2 separate regions of the Mus musculus genome follow, and region 2 is linked to region 1. The links are chromatin loops, found by intact Hi-C in ENCODE. Cell type or tissue: gastrocnemius. All regions are shown on one strand. Links, peaks and the distances in the headings refer to the core of each region. The heading gives the core; the rest is flanking DNA.

Region 1 (9,141 bases), core at 719-8,718:
GGCCCTGTTTCTCCTCTGTGCTTTTAAGTACACCTTTTATTTATTTATTGGGTGGGGACAGGGAAGGGCACATGTGCCACAGCTTATGGAAGTCGGAGGACAACTTGCAGGTGTTGGTTCTTTCTACTGTGTGGGTCTGGGGCTTACACTTGGGCCATCAGGATTGGTGGCATCTCACCTGTTCTCTTTCTCCAGTTTTTCCTTCCTCTTCTTTGTATTGAGAATTGAACTCAAGGCCTCACACATACTTGGCAAGCAATCTACCACTGAGCCACACCCCCCAGCCCCTCACTGGGGGATTCTAGGCAGGGGCTCTACCACTGAGCCACACCTCAGCCCCTCACTGGGGGATTCTAGGCAGGGGCTCTACCACTGAGTCACACCCCCAGCCCCTCACTGGGGGATTCTAGGCAGGGGCTCTACCACTGAGCCACACCCCCCAGCCCCTCACTGGGGGATTCTAGGCAGGGGCTCTATCACTGAGCCACGCCCCCAGCCCCTCACTGGGGGATTCTAGGCAGGGGCTCTACCACTGAGCCACACCCCCCACCCCCTCACTGGGGGATTCTAGGCAGGGCCTCTACCACCGAGCAATGTCCCCACCCATTTTTGCCTTTTGTGATTGGGTCTCACTTAGTTGCTTGGACTGGTCTTGACCTCACTCTAGCACAAGCAAGCCTTGAATTTTTGATCCTCCTGCCTCAGTCTCTTAAGTATCTAGCATAGAGTCATGTGCCCCCTAGGCCTAGTTTCAGGGCCTTTTCTGTTGTCACACTGTCATACTCAGTGGGTAGAAGCTGGGGTCTGCCCAGGCTAAGGTTAGGCAACAGCAGGAACCGTCCCAGCCCCCTTGGCTGTTGGTGAGAAACTACACTACCTTCCCAGTGACATGGGATCTTGTAGGTAGATTTGGAAGCACCCTCCAGGTCTCAAAAGCAGCTCCACATGAACCTAATGCAGACATGAGCTTTGGCTAAGTCTTGCCATCTTTCTGGCTTCAGCCGTCTCCTCATAATCTTGTAAGCACAAAGTAATTCCTCAGAAATTGGATGTGGGAACACACTGCAATCCCTGATCTCGGGGGTGGGAGTCAAGACTCCTCTTTAACAATCTAGGGGCTGAGTTGGAACTTGTGGCTCATCCCCTAGATCTCAGCACTTGGGAGGGGGGCAAAACTGCACAGCCAGGCCATCTCTCAAAACCAAACCAGACCCAAGGCTGGCTGTGTGTGTGTTGGCAGCAGACTCTCCGTACTGTTAGGTGCTGTCACTGGGTAGGATTTTAGAGTAAGTGTTTCATGTCTAGAGCTGTCATCCCTCACAGTGTTGGGGCCCTGTGTAGGCAGAAGTCTGTCTAAAGTATGCTCAGGTCTCTCTGCTTTTCTTAGATCAATGTGATATGTTGTTGACTGACTCACTGATGGACCAAGGGCAAGGCTTCCTAAGGGTCGCTGGTTCCCAGGGCAGACAGATGAGGGCTCAGACAGCCAGGCCAGGCAGGACCACAGGTTTATTGGGGGCTACACACACACACACTCACAGCATCACACGACAATGGCACAGTTACTCGGGACATCACGGTGGCCTCTGCCATCCACGGAGGGCCCAGAGGCAGTGGGTTCTGGCCTCCTCCCCTGTGGCCTAGACCCTGCCGGGTCCTTCCTCTGGGCCAGCTGAGGAAGGGAAGGGGCTGCTAGGGTGGGCCTCAGGCCTGGCAGGCAGGGGACGAGCAGGCAGGTTGGTCCAGCAGGCCGGGCTGGGCAGAGCCCCCCTCACTCCAGGGACTGCAGCATCAGCAGCTGCTTCAGCACCTTCGTCTGGCTGGTCTCTCGGATCTCTCCTGCCAGGAACATCTCATCTACCACCGTGTAAACCTGGGCAAGGAAGGAAGGGCAGGTAAAGCTGGAGTGAGGGAAAGGAGCCGAGGGTAGACCCTCAGCAGAGAAACAGCAAGGGGGCAGGCAGGGGCAGGCAGATCTTTGGTGGCTCTGGGCACATCCCTACTGCCACCTCTTGCCCACTTATCCACAAGCCTACCTTGTAGAAGTTGAACACCAGGTCCAGTTCACAGACATTGTGGAAGTATTCATTTAACACCTGAGAGAAGGAGAGGAAGACCAGTGGTAAGAGACAGGTACAGACAAGGCCATCAGTGCTTGAACCCTGTATCCCATGGTGAAAGGAGAAAAGCAGCCCTAAGCCTGTCCTCTGTGCAAGCTGCGGCACATGTGTGCCCGCATGAACACACATGTCACAGACACTAGACACACATGGTAGTGGTAATAATAATAATACTAATAAATAAAATAGGAAAAGAGACAGGCTGGGAGGCCTGGGATGTAGTTCAGTGTCTGTCAAGCATTTACAAAGCCCTGGGTTCCATCTCCAGCACTGCATAGAACCTGCTTAGTGGACCACATCTCTAAGCCTAGCACACGGGAGGTAGGTAGAGGCAGGAATTTAAGGTCACCCCTGGCTATACAGCAAGTTTGAGGCCAGCTGGGGCTCTATGAGACCTGTCTCAAAAAAGGGGGCCGGGGGGAGGGAGGATATGTGCAACTGGGGAGACGGCTCAGTGGTTAAGAACACAGGCTGTCCTTCTAGAGGACACAAATTTAGTTTCCAGCACCCAGATCAGGTGGCTCACAATGGCCTTCAAGTCCAACACCAGGGAGTCTAATGCCCAATGCCTTCTGGGTCCTCAGGTGCCTGCACACACGTCATACTTGCACACACATGCACCCACGCACAGTGGATCTGCACACGTCATACTTGTATACACACACACACACACACACACACACACACAGAGTGGGTGGAGGAAGAGACAGTAAGGCAGTTGTGTTGGCTGTCACTGAGCATGGGGAAAACTGAGCGGGGGAACCTAGATCATGAGTGCCAGGCCATCCTGAGCTACAAGGGAGGACATTGTCTCACACAAACAAGCCAGTTATCAAGAGGACAGATAGACAGAAATAGTGACTGAACCAGTGAGGACACAACCGTTGGATGACAGACAACTGAAAACCTCAATTGTGACACCAAGAGAGGGGTCAGGAAGAGGCTCAGCTGGTGCAAGTGCCCGCTGCCAAGCCTGCTGCCGGAGTTCAAGCCCTGAAACCACAGGCTGGAAGGGCAACACCTGCTCCATGTTATCTTCTGACCTACACACGCGCACGTGCACACATACACGCCATTGTATAGGCACAGTCACACCATGATTAGTCCAAGGTGGAGCCAGGTGGCAGATGGACAGATAGAAGAGGCACTAGGCCGGAACAGATGAGACAGGTGAGGAGGGAGAGGCAGATTAGAGAGACCCGTGCACACAGAGGAAGGCTGGGGGTGGGGGTGGGAGGACAAATGGCCACCCCAGCATTCCAGGGCCTCCTGGGCCGGCACCTGACTCACTTCTACGAAGTTGTGGATGGCCTCGAGATAGGCCAGATTGTTGTCGTTGACATCCACGCAGATGCAGAAGTAGAGGCCAGCGTAGCGTCGGTAGATGATCTTGAAGTTCCGGAACTGTGGGCAGAAAGGAGCCAGGGCTGAGCTTGGCAGAGGGGGCCAGATGCCAGCTGTTCCATTGTGTGTGTGAGCACGGGCTGTTTCTGCCTCGGGGAGGGGAGGGGAGGGGAGGGCAGGGCAGTATTGACAGCCAGCTTTGACACATGGTCCAGCAGAGGGTCACTTGCCCAGGCAGTGGGATGGAAACCCCCAGGCATGATTGGACTTGGGGGTTCAGGATAGGGCCCTAATCCCTTTTCATCCTGAGGGTCAGGGAGGTTTCCCAAAGGAGGGTACTGAGTTGAGAGTTGGAAGACAGTCAGGGGAGTTCCAGGCACAGGGAACAGATTGTAAAGGAGCCAGGGCAGGAACTGTGACTAGGCCTGGCAGCAGTAGGGGGCTGAGGCAGGAGGATCACATCTTTGAAGAAAGTCCAGGCTATGTAGTAGACCGTAACTCAATACAAAACAAAAATAAGTTTTAGCTTGTTTGTTTGTTTTAGCATAGAATCTACTGTGTAGCCCAGGCTGAACTTGTACTGGCTATGTAGGGGAGAATGGCCTTGAACATCTGATTCTCCTGCCTCCACTTCCCAAGTTCTGGAATTACAGACATGCAGCACTGCACTTGGCTCAAAGTCTCAGGAGAGAAAGGCATTTCAGATCAGCCTAGGCAACACAAACAAACAAACAAAACAAAACAAAACAAAACAAAACATGGAAGTTTCTTATTTTGGGGCATTTTGAAATTTTAGAGTTCCAGGAAGCTCAACGGACACATGTAAACATTAGAATAATGCTCACATGGCCCACAGCGAGGCACACCTGTGCTGGGGTAGACTTAATACTGTGTGCATGGACACTGGATGGGCTGGGACGTGGCTCAGAGGTGGAGCCCCTGCCTAGTATGCATGAGGCTCTGTGTTCTGGTCTCAGCACAGTGAACAAACAAGAGGAGGAGTGTACAGTTAACATATGGATGTGCACACTGGGATATGGCTGGTGTTTAGCCAAACCCAAGTTCTCTCTGGGATGTATGTAGAGCACCACCTGGTGGTAACTGCGGTGAATTACATAGTTTGTGAGTCCTGGAATTTTTTTTTCAGCTCAGTTCATTTTTTAAAAAAATATTATTTTGCTTGTTATTTATTTATTATTTGTACAAACAAGGTTTCTCTGTACAACTCTGGTTTGGAACTTTATATATAGCCCATACTAACTTCAAATTTTTCTTGATCTTTCCACATCCACTTCTCAAGTGTGGGGAAAACCGTTACCTCAGAGATAAAGACAGAAGGATAGTCAGGGCTGGAGGTCTCCCAGGACTAGAGGGAGACTGTCTAAACTGGGAGAAAATGGTGGGTGGTGGCAGCACACACTTTTGGGAAGCAGAGGCAGGAAGATCCGAGTTTGAGGCCAGCCTGGTCTACAGAGTGAGTTCCTGAACAGCCAGGGCTACACAGAGAAACCCTGTCTTGAAAAACTACACCCCCACCCCCACCCCATCGCCATTCCCTAAAAAGAAAGGCTCATCCATAAAGTCTCACTCTGCAGCAAAGAGGCAGACATGCAGCCACAGGCTTTAACCCCAGTGCTGGAGGCCCACTGGCCTGTCAGGCTAGAGCACCAGGCCTCAATGAGAGATCTTATCTCAAAACACAAGGTAGACAGCTCCTGAGGAATGACCCTCAAGGCTGACCTGTGGCCTCTGTACTCTGCCCTGCCACACCCATAAACATGCACAGGAATTCAGTGCCTGTGTCACAGGCATACACCGCGGTGGTAGGGTTCCAGGCATACATGGCAGTAGTAGGGTTCCAGGCATGCACTGTGGTGGTAGGGTTACAGGCATGCACTGCGGTAGTAGGGTTCCAGGCATGCACTGCGGTGGTAGGGTTCCAGGCATGCACTGCGGTGGTAGGGTTCCAGGCATGCACTGGGTGGTAGGGTTCCAGGCATGCACTGGGTGGTAGGGTTCCAGGCATGCACTGGGTGGTAGGGTTCCAGGCATGCACTGGGTGGTAGGGTTCCAGGCATGGACTGCAATGTTAGAGTTGCAAGCATGCACTTTTCCTCAAGACAGTATCTATGTAGCCCATCTTGGACATAAACTCACCATGTAACTGAGGAACCCCCCCTCTGCCTCTGCCTCTCAAGTGTTGGATCAGAGGCAGGCACCACCACCCCATGTGATGTGGCTCTGGCTTCCAGCCCTGCACTTCATGCATTCTGGGTAAGCACTTTACCAACTGAGCCATATCCTCAGCCTTCCATGCAACTTTCCTTTTACAGACAGGGTTTCAATGTGCAGCTCTGGCTGGCTAGAAACTCTATGGAGACCAGGCTAGCCTTGAACTCAGACAGCTGCCTGCTTCTACCTCCCGGATGCTGGGACTAAGGGTGTGAGCCATCAGTCCCAGTACTCACTAAGTTTCTTAAAATTATTAGCAATGTCACTATTCATAGCTCAGGACTTAGCATGTGGCTGACTTCAAGTGGCATCTGCTCAATGTTATCTCGGTTCAAGGCAGCACCAGGGACACCATGAGACAGGCTCAGCTTCTCTAACAGGCTTAAAGTGCGATGGGGGTCCTGAGCTGTCCTTAGATGGTAAGGACCTGGGATGGTATGGCGTGCACTTGGTCTGTGCTTCTTCACTGTTCCAGCGAGTTCCTGAGCCTGGGTACCCAGGACATGCTGAAACCCCATTCCATTCCCTTCCCCAGCCTCTCTGTCCCAACACCTCCCTCGTGCTTCTCACCCCCAACCTGCTCTCTTTGTGTGTGTGTGGGGGGGGGCGTATCTTGGAAGAACGAGCCCCCCTCTGTGCTACACTGCTACCACCTTGGGGGGGTCCCCTGCTCCTGCTCTTGCTCCCAAGTGCGGTGGTACAGCTCTGTGACCCCAGCACCAAGGAGGCTGAGGCTGGAGGATTATGAGTTTGAAGCCAGCCTCGAGATGGAATAGACCTGTGTTCCCATGCACTCAGGTGGCTGAGGCAGGAGGATTGCTTCAAGTTCAGAGCAAGCCTGGACTACACGGTGACTTTCAGGCTAGCTTGGACTGCAGAGTGAGACTCCGTCTCAACAAAGGCAAAACCAAGGTAATCCGAACACTTGGGTGACAGAGGCAGGAGAATCAGGGATTCAAAGCTATGCTTAGCGTCAGACAGGCTGAGGCAGGCTGGAGGCACGCAAGGCCCTGTTTCTAAAAATGAACACAGAGAAACAACGAAAAGTCAACACTAAAACTATGGCCAGCAGATGGAGGCAGTTTGCAAGCCTGGCCCTGATGTCCATCCCTGGAGCCCACACAAAGGTGGAAGGAGAAAATGAGTCCACAAAGTTGTCCTCTGACCTCCACACACTTACACACTATGACATGCATGCTCCCACCCCCACCCCCCAACAGTAAATAAGTATAGCCAGACAGATGGGGGATCCTGGAAGCCTGTGCCAACTCATGTCCCCTGCTCTAAACCATTCTGTGGCTCTGGCCACTAAGTGTGTCCAAAGGCCTTAGGACCTCAGTCAGGCTGATTCTCCTTGCCTGCCCCTCCTGGAACTCTCCACCCTGCTTATGCCTCAGGGCCTTTGCACCTGCTCCTCCCTGGAGGCTTGGAACATTCGCTGCTCGGGAAAACATCTCCTCCTACTCCCTCAGCCCTGCAGATCTTGGTTGAAAGTCACCTGAACGAACAGGGTTGTGGGTGTGTTGAGGATTTGAACTCAACTCCCCATGCTTGTGTGTTCTGTACGCAACGAGCCACATCCACAACCCTTGAAAGAGAAAAAGAGCTAAAAGCACGGGGAGTGGATTAATAGAGGAGAGGAGGTCATGGGCAGAGCTGCTGTTAGAGCGGGGAGAGGAGGAGCCAGGGAAGTAGGGGGCAGAAAGAGGGTGTCAGTCACCTCCACAAAGTTGGTGTGCTTGGCATCCCTGACGGTGACCACGGCGTGCACCTCCTCGATCAGCTTCTGCTTCTCGTCGTCATCGAACTGCATGTACCACTTGGCCAGGCGCGTCTTGCCTGCCCGGTTCTGGATAAGGATGAATCGGATCTAGAGCAAGCAGGGGAGGGAATGAGAGATGCGGGGGGACACAGCTCAGGGTGGGCACCACGAGACATTCTATGGGAGATATGTCAGGGCCCAGGCTCTCCCTGTGGCCAGCTCTCTAAGCCTGTCTCCCTCCCTGGGACCCAGCTGCGTCATTCTAAACATGGGCTGTGACCCCACTTCCACTGAGTGACTGACCAAGCCCCAGGCTTTAGTTCATCTTATATCCATCCATCCCTGAAGCCACTTCCTTACCCTCAAATCAAGTTTCCCAAGAATCTCCATCTTATCAGGGATAGGGGATCGGTCACAGTGCTGGGAAAGCACTGAAGGCCTGTGTGAGCCTGGGGGATTCTGGACAAGTGCTCTCATTGAGCCACACCCCACTGGGGGATAACAGGCACTACCATTGGACAACAAGTTATGGCCCTCACTGTTGGATACAGAAGCGCTCAATCCATGTTTCTATTTAGAATTCTTGTGTCCAAGTTCCTAGCACAGTCTTTTTTTTTTTTTTTTTTTTTTGAGACCCTGTCTCCTGCAGCCCAGCAGACCTTGAACTCCTGCTCCTCTTGCTTCCACTTCCCAAATGCTGGAATTTCAGGCTCAGTTCTGTTTGGTTCCTTGTGCTAGTATGTGTACTTGCATGCAGGTGCCCATAGAGACCAGAAGTATCAAACTTCTTGGAGGTAGCATGCCAGGCGGCTGTGAGCCACCCGATGTGGGTGCTGGGAACAAACCTGGGTCCTCTGCAGGAGCATAGGTGCTCTTAACTGCTGAGCCAGCTCTCCAGCCCTTGCTTTTCTGTTGTTTTTTTTTTTAAAAGACAGGGTCTCCCTATACAGCCTAGGTTTGCCAAGAACTTAGGGAAATCCTCCTGCCTTGGCCTCTCAAAGTTCTGAGACTACAAGTGTGGGCCACTATGACTGGTTTTACTGGTGCTTTGTGGAATCCCAACACCTTGGAGGCAGAGGCAGGAGAATTACTGTAAGTATGAGGCAAGCTTGGTTGATATACTGAGTTCCAGACCACCTGAGGCTACATATCAAACCTGGCCTCAAAACAAAACAAGTCAGGCATCACAGACTTCACCCTGTAGCCTACTCACGGCTGTGCCACAGTCGCTGCTCGTTCTAGTATGCCTCCTTCCTCTCCTTTGCCAAGAATGACCTGGGCAAGCCTGGAACTCAGGATCCTCCTGCCTCAGCCTGAAAGCATGGCAATGACAGGCCTATTCCACCCACTCCCTGACTGCAGGCGAAGGCTACTGTACGTAAGGGTCTGGGTTACCTCATTTATTCATTCTTCGGCTGAGGGACAACGGTACAACTTCCACTTCGGGGCTACAGTGAGAAATGGCATACAGGTCTCTATGTGTAGCCTTGTTTTTTGGCAAGCTAATTAGAGCAGATTGCTGGGCTGTACGGAAACTGTCTATCCTCTCCGGGCAGCGTCTGCACTCTCTCTGGCACTTGTTTGCTTGTGTGGAGGTCAGAGGATTTTGAGGGGGGCCATTTGCCCCTTCCCACCTTGGGTGCCTAGTAGTAAACCCAGGTTACTGAGCCTATGTGACAAGGG
Region 2 (9,141 bases), core at 836-8,835, 110 kb before region 1:
GAAAGGGATGCATATATTTCTTGTACCTCTTGTCTTTTTTCCTTTGTTTAGCTAGACTATGGACCACTAAAGCCAGTGACACAACAAAACTATCTTAAATGTAACAGCAGGGAAGAGGGTGCCCAGTATGTAGTAACTTTGTAGCCCCAGAATGTGTCTGGGTGAGAGATCAAGCCCTTGTCTTATGAAGCTGGGTCACCAAGGGTGTGAAGCTCACCTGCATCTAGACCATTAGTCACTCTCCACCCCCCTTCTGTTGGGACTTGTCCTTGTCTAGGAGGGGACATAACGAACCTGAGGAAACGGATCGGCTGATGCCAGTAACACATTCTCTGGTTTCAAGTCACAGTGGACGATGTTCTTGAAGTGCAGGTGTCTCAGCGCCACCAGGATCTGAGCAGAGGAGGCAGGGCCAAGTGAGAAAGGAAGGGGAGGATCAAGCTGATGTTCACGCCTCCAAGGCCCACCCAGGCCTTTCTCTGCATCCCTAAGGATGTTACCTAAGTGAGGCAGTCGTTAAGGAAGGGATCCCAAAGCAGAGCCACTTACTCTCAAGAGCTCGATATAGAACTCTAGAAAGACTGGGCTACAGTGGGGAGGGTGGGAAGACGGAGCGTGGAACCCTAATGAGCTATTAAAACAGCAGGGACTCCCAAGACACTTCCTTCATGTGGTACAATTAAAAACCATTTTTAGGTCTGATGTGATAGCACACGCCTTTAATCCCAGCACTTGAAAGGCAGAGGCAGGGGGACCTCGGTGGGTTTTTGTTTTCTGTTTTGTTTAGTTTTGTTTGAGACAGGGTTTCTCTGTGTAGCCCTGGCTGTCCTGGAGCTCACTCTGTAGACCAGGCTGGCCTCGAACTCAGAGATCTGCCTGCCTCTGCCTCCCGGGTGCTGGGATTAAAGGCGTGCACCAATCACCATTTCATTGATTCTGAGGCTAGTCTGTTCTACAGAGGAGTTCCATGAGTTCAGTGAATCTGAGGTTAGTCTGGTCTACAAAGCGAGTTCCATGACAGGCAGAGCTACATTTTAAGACCCCCACATCTCAAAATCAAAACAAAGCAATAACCAATAACAGCAAAATTTGTTTTGTTGGCAAGATGGCAGAACAGGTGGAGGAGTTGGCTGTCCTGGAACTCGCTCTATCATCTAGGCTGGCCTCAAACTTAAAGATCTGTCTGCCATTACCTCCCAAGTGCTGGGATCAAAGACATGTACCACCAACACCCAAGAGAGACAGTGTACACTGTCTTAGAAACCAAATAAATAAATCTTAAAATAGAAGACGATACCATCAATAAACAATGTAAGCAAGACATGGGCAATGCATCAAATGTATCCAGCTCTGTCTGGAGCAGCTGTGACCCTTTAATACAGTTCCTCGTGTTGTGGTGACTGCCCCCCCACCATAATATTATTTTTGTTCCTACTTCACAACTGTAATTATGCTACTGTATATCTGATATGCAGGATATCTGTTCATCTGTTATGTGACCCCTGGGAAAGGGTTGTCGGACCCTGGAAGGGGTTGCAATGCACAGGTTAAGAACCGCTGGTCGAGCTGGAGAGATGGCTCAGTGGTTAAGAGCACCGACTGCTCTTCCAAAGGAAGAGCTCAAATCCCAGCAACCACATGGTGGCTCACAACCATCCATAACAAGATCTGATGCCCTTGTGGAGTGTCTGAAGATAGTTACTTACATATAATAAATAAATCTTTTAAAAAAGAGCTGCTGGTCGAGAGGTCACACAGCAGCTACTCGCTCAAGCAGAAAACCTGACTCCATATTTACTAAAGTGGGTTTAGGCAAATTGTTGCATCTTTAAGTCTCAGTTTGTTAATCTGTAAAATGGGAGCGATAATGGTTCTATGATATTTATTTAGCTACCTATTTACATAAGGTTTCAAATTCAAAGACTGGGCTGACTTTGTGGTGCTCAAAATGACCTTGAACTCCTGGTTCCCTTGCCTCCACTTCCCCAGTACTGGCAGGCATGTGCCACGATTCCTGGTTTTTGTCGTGCCAGGGACTGAACCCAGGGCTTCGTGCATGTTAGGCAACCAACTGAGCTATATCCCAAGACCCTCCCTTGGTTTTATAAGACAGGGTTTTACCCTAGCTCATGCTATCTAGAAACTGTTTTAATTTTGTACATTTTTATTTCATCTTGTTTTTTTTTTTTTTTTTTGAGACTGTGTCTCTCTATGTAGTCCTGGTTGACCAGGAACTCACTATGTAGACCAGACTGGCCTCAAATTCACTGGGACCCATCTGCCTTTCTCCTGAGTTCTGGGGTCAAAAGCATATACTATAGCGCCATGCCTGCTTTCTGTTGTTTAATTTTTAAGATAGGGTCTTATGTATCCCAGGCTAGACCTAAAGTCATTATGAAGCTGAACTAGCCTTGAACCGACCCCTGTACATCTTCCTCCTGGGTGCTAGGGTTACACACCTGTGTCACCATGGCCTTTTGAGCACAGGACTTAATGGTACCTACCTGGAAGGGTAGTTGGTGAGGTCTAAAGTTCCTGAGGCAAAGAACTGGGTCCAGTACTTAGAGGTGGAGCAGGCAAGAGCCCAGAGGACAGAAAAAAATCTGTAGAGAGAGAAAAGAGAGGAGAGAGGAGAGAGGAGAGAGAGAAAGAGAGAGAGAGAGAGAGAGAGAGAGAGAGAGAGAGAGAGAGAGAGAGAGAGAGACCGGATGAAATGGAAGACCAGAGAAAGAAACTACTTTGGTTGCTAAAAGTACTCAGCTCCCTCTTCCATGCAGTCAGGATGTAGCTACCTCAGGGGACCTCTGTCCCATCTCCCAGCATGCTCGGCAAATCCAGGCATATTTGGATTGGGGATTGGAAGGGGTCAGAGCAGCTGCAGCAAAGTACAGCAGGCATGCCTTGCAGAAACACCCCAGAGTGAGCAGAGTCCCGGGTGTGTGTAGGGTGTGTGTGTGGGTGTGTGTGTGTGGGGGGGGGAAGGGACGGGAAGCCTTTCCAGGGAGGACTGAAACTCAGACCACACCAGGGAATGTCCAACACCGCAGAGGTTAAAATTCTACAGAGAATGAAAGCTGGGGTGGAGTGATGGCCTAGCTAGCATGCACAGAAATGTTCCATCTTAGCACTGGGGAAGTAGCGGGAGGTAGATCAGGGCATTCTAGTCCTCTTGACTAAATGGCAAGTTCAAGGCCAGCCTAGGCTATAGAAGACCAGGTCTCAAACAACAACAACAAAGATAAGAAGAACAAAAGAAAGTAAGGAAGGCAAGCTGAAAACAAATATTGGAATAAAAAAGGATGGAAGAAGCCTGCAGAGATGGCTCAGCGGGTAAAGACTCTGGCCAGCAAGCCTGACTTCAATTCCTGGGACCTACACGGTGAGAAGGAAGAACCAACTTCCACAAGTTGTCCTACGAGCTCCATACATGTGCTGTGGCACTCAGCATACACTTATATACAGAAATTCTCACTGTAAATATAATACAATACTAAATAGCATAAAGGACAGATGACCTCACATCTGTGATATATAAAGAGCACTTGTAATGCAATAAGCATGCTTGGTGACCCAGGTCTGCAAGCCCAGTTGTTTGAAGGTGTAGACAGAGGCATTGCTGTGTGAGGCCAGCTTTGTCTTAAGTAGAGAATTACAGGCCAGCCAGGGATACATAGTAAGACCTTGTGTCCAGAACCAAACCAAACCAAACCAAACCAAACCAAAACAACAAACACCAACCCCAAAACAAGGGCTGGAGAGACAGGTCAATAGTTAAGACTACTATCTGCTCTTCCGAAGATCCAGGGTTAAATTCCCAATACAATTACAATACAATACAAGGTGCTTCACAACTCCAGTTCCAAGGGGAAACTGATGCCCTCTTCTGGCGTCCACTGGTATTGCATATACCATACGCAGTTCATCTTCATGCATTAAGGTAAATACTCATACACATAGAAAATAATAAAGCTCACATGTCTTTAATCCCAAAACTTGGGAGGCTGAGGCAGACGGATCTCCATGAGTTCCAGGGAAGCCTGGTCTACATAGTGAGAACCAGTCTCAACATTAGTTTTTTTAAAAAGTACAAAATTTAACATAAAGTATAGACCAAAATAAATAACCTGAGTGTGTGGCACTTGTGACCCCAGCATTGGAAAGGATAATGCAGGAGAATCACATGAGGCCAGCATCGAGTGCATTGGATCCTGTGTCTCAAAAAGACAAAAGGCCATAAGTACAAAAGTTCATGGGGCTGGAGAGATGGCTCAGGGGGTAAGAGCACTGACTGCTCTTCAGGAGGTCCTGAGTTCAAATCCCAGCAACCACATGGTGGCTCACAACCATCTGTAATGGGATCTGATGCCCTCTTCTGGCCTGCAGGCATTCATGTAGGCAGAAAGCTGTATATTTAATAAATCTTTAAAAAAAATTGTTTTCTGAGCTGGTAATTATTTTTATCCAGCATTAGTAAGAAGTGTGAAAACACGCATCTTCCCACTCAGTTGGTGGAAAAAGACAGAAAAGGTTTTAGACAATAAAAGTTGTTTTTTAGTTTCTGAGACAGGGTCTCACGTAGCCCAGGCTGCCCTTACATTCACGATAAAGGCAAGGACGGCCTTGAAGTCCTGATCTTCCGGCCTCCCATAACAGGCTGTTCCCGTTTATTCAGTGCTGAAGCGCCTACCCAAGGCTAGATGCACCCTAGGCAGGCAAGGATTCTACCAACGGAGTCAAAGAGTCAGCTGCCTAAAGGTGTATTCAAACTGTCCCGCATCTCCCAGCCAGTAAGAAGCTGGGCTTGGTGGAGGGCACCCGTGCTTCCCAGCACTGCTTTAACTGGGCATGGTGGTACAAGTCCATAATCCTGGCACCCAGGAAATACAGTCATGAGAATCCCACGTTTAAGGGCATATTCGTCTACACAGTGAGTTGTTCCGGACTAGCCTGAGCTCCACAAGATCCTCAAAAAAGGAAAGGAAACCAGGAGTAGTGGTAGACACCTCTAATCCCAGCACTCGGGAAGACTATTAAAACAGGGCCAATAATAGCTATTACTATGAAAGGGGAAATGGGTTCCCCTTCCTCGGTCTTTCAGTCCTTCACTAGGTTATTTGATCAACGCTCCCCCAGATCTGCTCCATGCTTTTCCCAGGCTGGAGACAGGAGACACAGTGGTGACAAAGATAGCCATCTGCCTTGGATGGTGAGCAGGGCTAACACAGAGAGACTGTAATAATAATGTCATAGTATTTACTAAGCCCCAGTTGTCCTTTTCTTTTGTCTTTTCTTTTCTTTTTCCTCCTCCTTCTTTGAAATGGGCCTCATAATGTAGCCCTGTCTCTCCTGAAACTCACTACATACACCAGGCTGGCCTTGAACTCACAGAGATCCACTGCCTTTGCCTCCCAAAAGCTAGGCATGCACCACCACACCGGTTTCTTGTCCTGCTATTGTTTATTTTTATTTCTCTCTCTCTCTCTCTCTCTCTCTCTCTCTCTCTTTTTTTTTTTTTTTGATTTTTTGAGACAGGGTTTCTCTGTGTAGCCCTGGCTGTCCTGGAACTCACTTTGTACACCAGGCTGGCCTCGAACTCAGAAATCTGCCTGCCTCTGCCTCCCAAGTGCTGGGATTAAAGGCTGGCGCCTCCACGCTTGGCCTATTGTTTATTTTTTAATGTTATTAATGAGACTTCCATCTATTTCTCTAATTTGCCCTCTTGAGTGCCTAGGGCACCAGCCTTTTCTCCACGCCTCCGCCAGGGGGAGCCGGAAGTCACGGCGCACAGCGCACCTGCGTGATAAGGAACTTGGTGAGACGCTCAGGAAGCCGGCCCTTCTCACTGGAGAGGATCATCTCCAACATGTCCCCGTGCAGTTTCTCCATCACCACGAATACCTTCTCAGGAGTCTCAAACATGCACTCGAGGTTCACAATCCCGGGGTGCCGTAGACTCTGTCCGGGAATGGGGGAAGAGGGATCAGGACTGAGGATCAGTATGGCGAGAGGCGGCAAGCGCCTGGAGAGGTCTTTGCTGCGTTGTGAGTTGTGAACTAATGGGGAAGGCCGGGGTGGCAGAAAGAGATAGCAGGAAGCGTGGGATAACAGCAAGCTTGCACTGTATGTGTGTAGCTTTGGTTTCTATTTGATTGCTTTTCTTCTGGTGCTTGCGCGTGCTAGGCAAGCTGATGCCCTAGCCCACAAGATCTTCCTCTGGCACTCTAGATACCTTTAGAAGAAAGCCCACTGACTGTCTTGCCACCCTCCTCCCTGGCCTCGTTTCTTCCATGGCTCCGGGGTTCCCTGTCACCTGCACAGACTGGTCCTTGTCCCTCTCTGCTCAGAATACCCCTCAGTTCCAGTATGTGTATCTTCTCTTCCAGAAAGACTAACTTGATCACCCCTAGACTGTAGCCCAGGTTGTACTTAAAAGGAGTAAGCAGGGGTACGGCTGAGTCACGGTCCCTTCGGGTCACCTGGAGAATGGCCACTTCATTCCTGAGCTGGCTCTCCTGCTTGGTGGGGAAGCGCAGTTTGTCAATGACCTTTACTGCAACGTCTCTGCCAGTCTTCCTGTGTTTTCCTGAGGGCGGGCACAGGAAAGATAAAGGGTCAGCGATCAAGAAGACCTAGTTCCTTCTCCTCTATGGAGACCCACATGGAATTGAGCAAAAATATTGTAGGCCTTCAAGGTTTCTCTGAAGAGTTCTCAACATGAGGGGTGGGATAGGGAATAAAAGTGGAAGAGAAGCCAGAGGCATGGCTCAGTGGTAGAGCCCCTGCCTAGAATCCCCCAGTGAGGGGCTGGGGGCGTGGCTCAGTGGTACAGCCCCTGCCTAGACCCCCCAGTGAGGGGCTGGGGGCGTGGCTCAGTGGTAGAGCCCCTGCCTAGAATCCCCCAGTGAGGGGCTGGGGTGTGGCTCAGTGGTAGAGCCCCTGCCTAGAATCCCCCAGTGAAGGGCTGGGGGCGTGGCTCAGTGGGAGAGCCCCTGCCTAGAATCCCCCAGTGAGGGGTTGGAGGCGTGGCTCAGTGGTAGAGCCCCTGCCTAGCATGCAGACTGCCATTGCTTTCACCCCTAGAAAAAGAAAGAAGAAAACCAAACAAGCCTGGAATAGTGATGCAATCCCATTATCCCAGCATTTGGAAGGCCAGGGCATGAGGATCACAAGCTTGAGGGCACCTTGTGCCGCAAATTAAAGCTATAGAGAGAGCTTCAAGAAGGGCAATGGATAACATCGACAACTATACTCCTAACCAATCGGAAGCCAGAATGTACATCTCCTATTGATAACAGTCAAGAAGCCCACTGGTTTTCCTGATGGGAAAAGGAGCCTGCAAGTGTCTGCATCAAACAACCCAGGAGACGGGCAGCAAGGAGGGGATGATATCCCCTGACCTGGGGCAGCCTCTGAGTCAGGCCTGCGGCACCCTTACCTCCATAAACCACTCCAAACTGCCCAGAGCCCAGCACCTCATCTGGGAAGATCTGGTAGACAGTGGCGATATCCTGTGAAGCGGAGACAGCAAGGTCATGGTGCAAATTGGAAAAAAAAGAGGGTCAAGGAGACTGGAGACTGGGAGGTTCCACGCTGAATGGGAGACAGGTGTGATAGTTTTGTTGGCTGAGGGATGGTCCGGATCAGGCTGGCCTGGGAGAGGTTGTCTTGTAATGGATGTGGAAAGACCCAGGCTGCCAGTAAGTGGCACCATTCCCTGGCTCTGGGTCCTGGTCTGTACAGAAGAGGAGCAAGTGAGCTGAACAGACACACAAGCTTTCCTCTCTGCTATCGACTGCAGATGTGGCCAGCTGCTTCAAGGTCCTGCCACCCGAGTCACCTGCAGTGATTCACTGCAACCTGGGTGGGTTCCTCAGTCTGGAGTTACAGGGGGTTGAGAGCCACCTAATACGAGTGCTAGGAATTCAACTCAGATCTTCTTCAGGGCAAGTGCTCTTAACTGCCGAGCCATCTGTGCAGCCCACCAAGTCAGGAGGAAGGGGGTCCTGCGCCGACTGACTTACCACATTCTCTTGGATCTGACTGTTGGACACGGAGATACTCAGAGACGCTTGTCCTAGGAAGAGGGGAAGAGAGAAGTGAGCGAGCTCTGGGCTCAGCACAGGTGTCACCTGTGCCTCCAAAGGCTACACTTGGAACCTTAGTTTCGTCGTCTGGGAAATGGAATACAAGAACCACTACGGAGCTGACCAGTTGTACCAGAGGCTCCATATGGGACCTCACGATTCTATGCCTGGCATTTTACCCGCTATCCTCAGTGCCGTAGAAAGAAGGCAGCCTGCCTTCCTCCAGGCTTGTTCCTTATCCAGGATGTCTTTCAGCCTCTTTAGTACCACCTCTAGCAACCCAGGTAGGGACTTACTGTGCGGTGTGTGCCCCGGGGCACTGGGCGCATCTTGGAGGATAACGGGCATCAGTGCCTGGCGGATGGCTGTCTCCCAACCCCGAACGGCCTCTGTTCCCTGTCCACTTGGCCCTCCCGGGGCCCCGCCAGGGGTTTCGCCCACAAAGTAGGTGACATTGGCCGTGATGATCTCGAAGCAGTGTGGGTTGGTGCCCGGGGGTACGAGGCTGAAGTTCTGAGCCGGTTCCACCGCAAGGATTTCAGACAGCGGGATTTCCTGGCAAGGGGTGGAACTGTCAGTGTAGGCAAACCTATTGGGCCATCCCTGCAGCTCCCCTGTTCTCAGAGTCAATAAGGACAGACCTGGTCTACGTGGACAGGTGGGGAAAGGCCTCCCAGCCGTACCCATGCTAACCATGAGAGCAGTTAGCTAGCCAGGAGACTATGGAGCAGCACAGAAGAAGGCTGCTGTGCCCATCACATGGGACAGCGCCTGGCACACTGAAGGCACTTGATAAATGAAGGACATCAGGGGCCACACAAAAAAGGCTGGAATTTGTGTGCGGGCCCTAGGGAGCCATGGAAAGGCTTAGAACAAGGAGGTTCAAGTTCATGGCACTGTGTGGAAAGTCCACGAGACAGAATTAGATCAAAGCAGTAGACATAAAGGAGGCTGTGGAAGAGGAAGTTTGGGACTATGGGGCAGGCAAAGTACACAGGGAAAGCTGCAGCAGAAGGATCATAAGTTCAAGGCTGGCCTAAGCAACTTGGTGAGACAA

What was found. Peaks named below come from ENCODE experiments on the same cell type or tissue, not always from the same donor. Only the 100,000 strongest peaks of a DNase experiment are listed, where the experiment ranks them.
Region 2: a loop joins it to region 1, with 7 times the contacts of the local background. A loop is called at or near these places in 2 of 42 quality-filtered maps.

Annotation. Positions count from the first base shown.
Region 1 is chr7:16,741,644-16,750,784 of GRCm38, reverse strand. Ap2s1 (adaptor-related protein complex 2, sigma 1 subunit) reads right to left here. Exons shown (of 5, transcript NM_198613.2): 2 at 7,417-7,566; 3 at 3,411-3,524; 4 at 2,037-2,096; 5 at 1,495-1,873. The coding sequence ends at 1,772. Among named protein-coding and RNA genes, the nearest start is that of Ap2s1, 7.8 kb to the right of the region's middle. In gastrocnemius, for the core only: a CTCF peak has its summit at 4,564 (motif pointing left); DNase peaks (open chromatin) are centred at 3,627 and 4,530; H3K27ac peaks cover 260 bases.
Region 2 is chr7:16,855,193-16,864,333 of GRCm38, reverse strand. It overlaps Prkd2 (protein kinase D2), which reads right to left. Exons shown (of 19, transcript NM_001252458.1): 11 at 8,381-8,639; 12 at 8,022-8,074; 13 at 7,436-7,508; 14 at 6,477-6,583; 15 at 5,794-5,955; 16 at 295-393. Among named protein-coding and RNA genes, the nearest start is that of 9330104G04Rik, 15 kb to the left of the region's middle. In gastrocnemius, for the core only: CTCF peaks have their summits at 3,888 (motif pointing left) and 5,757 (motif pointing right); DNase peaks (open chromatin) are centred at 3,890 and 5,778; H3K27ac peaks cover 324 bases.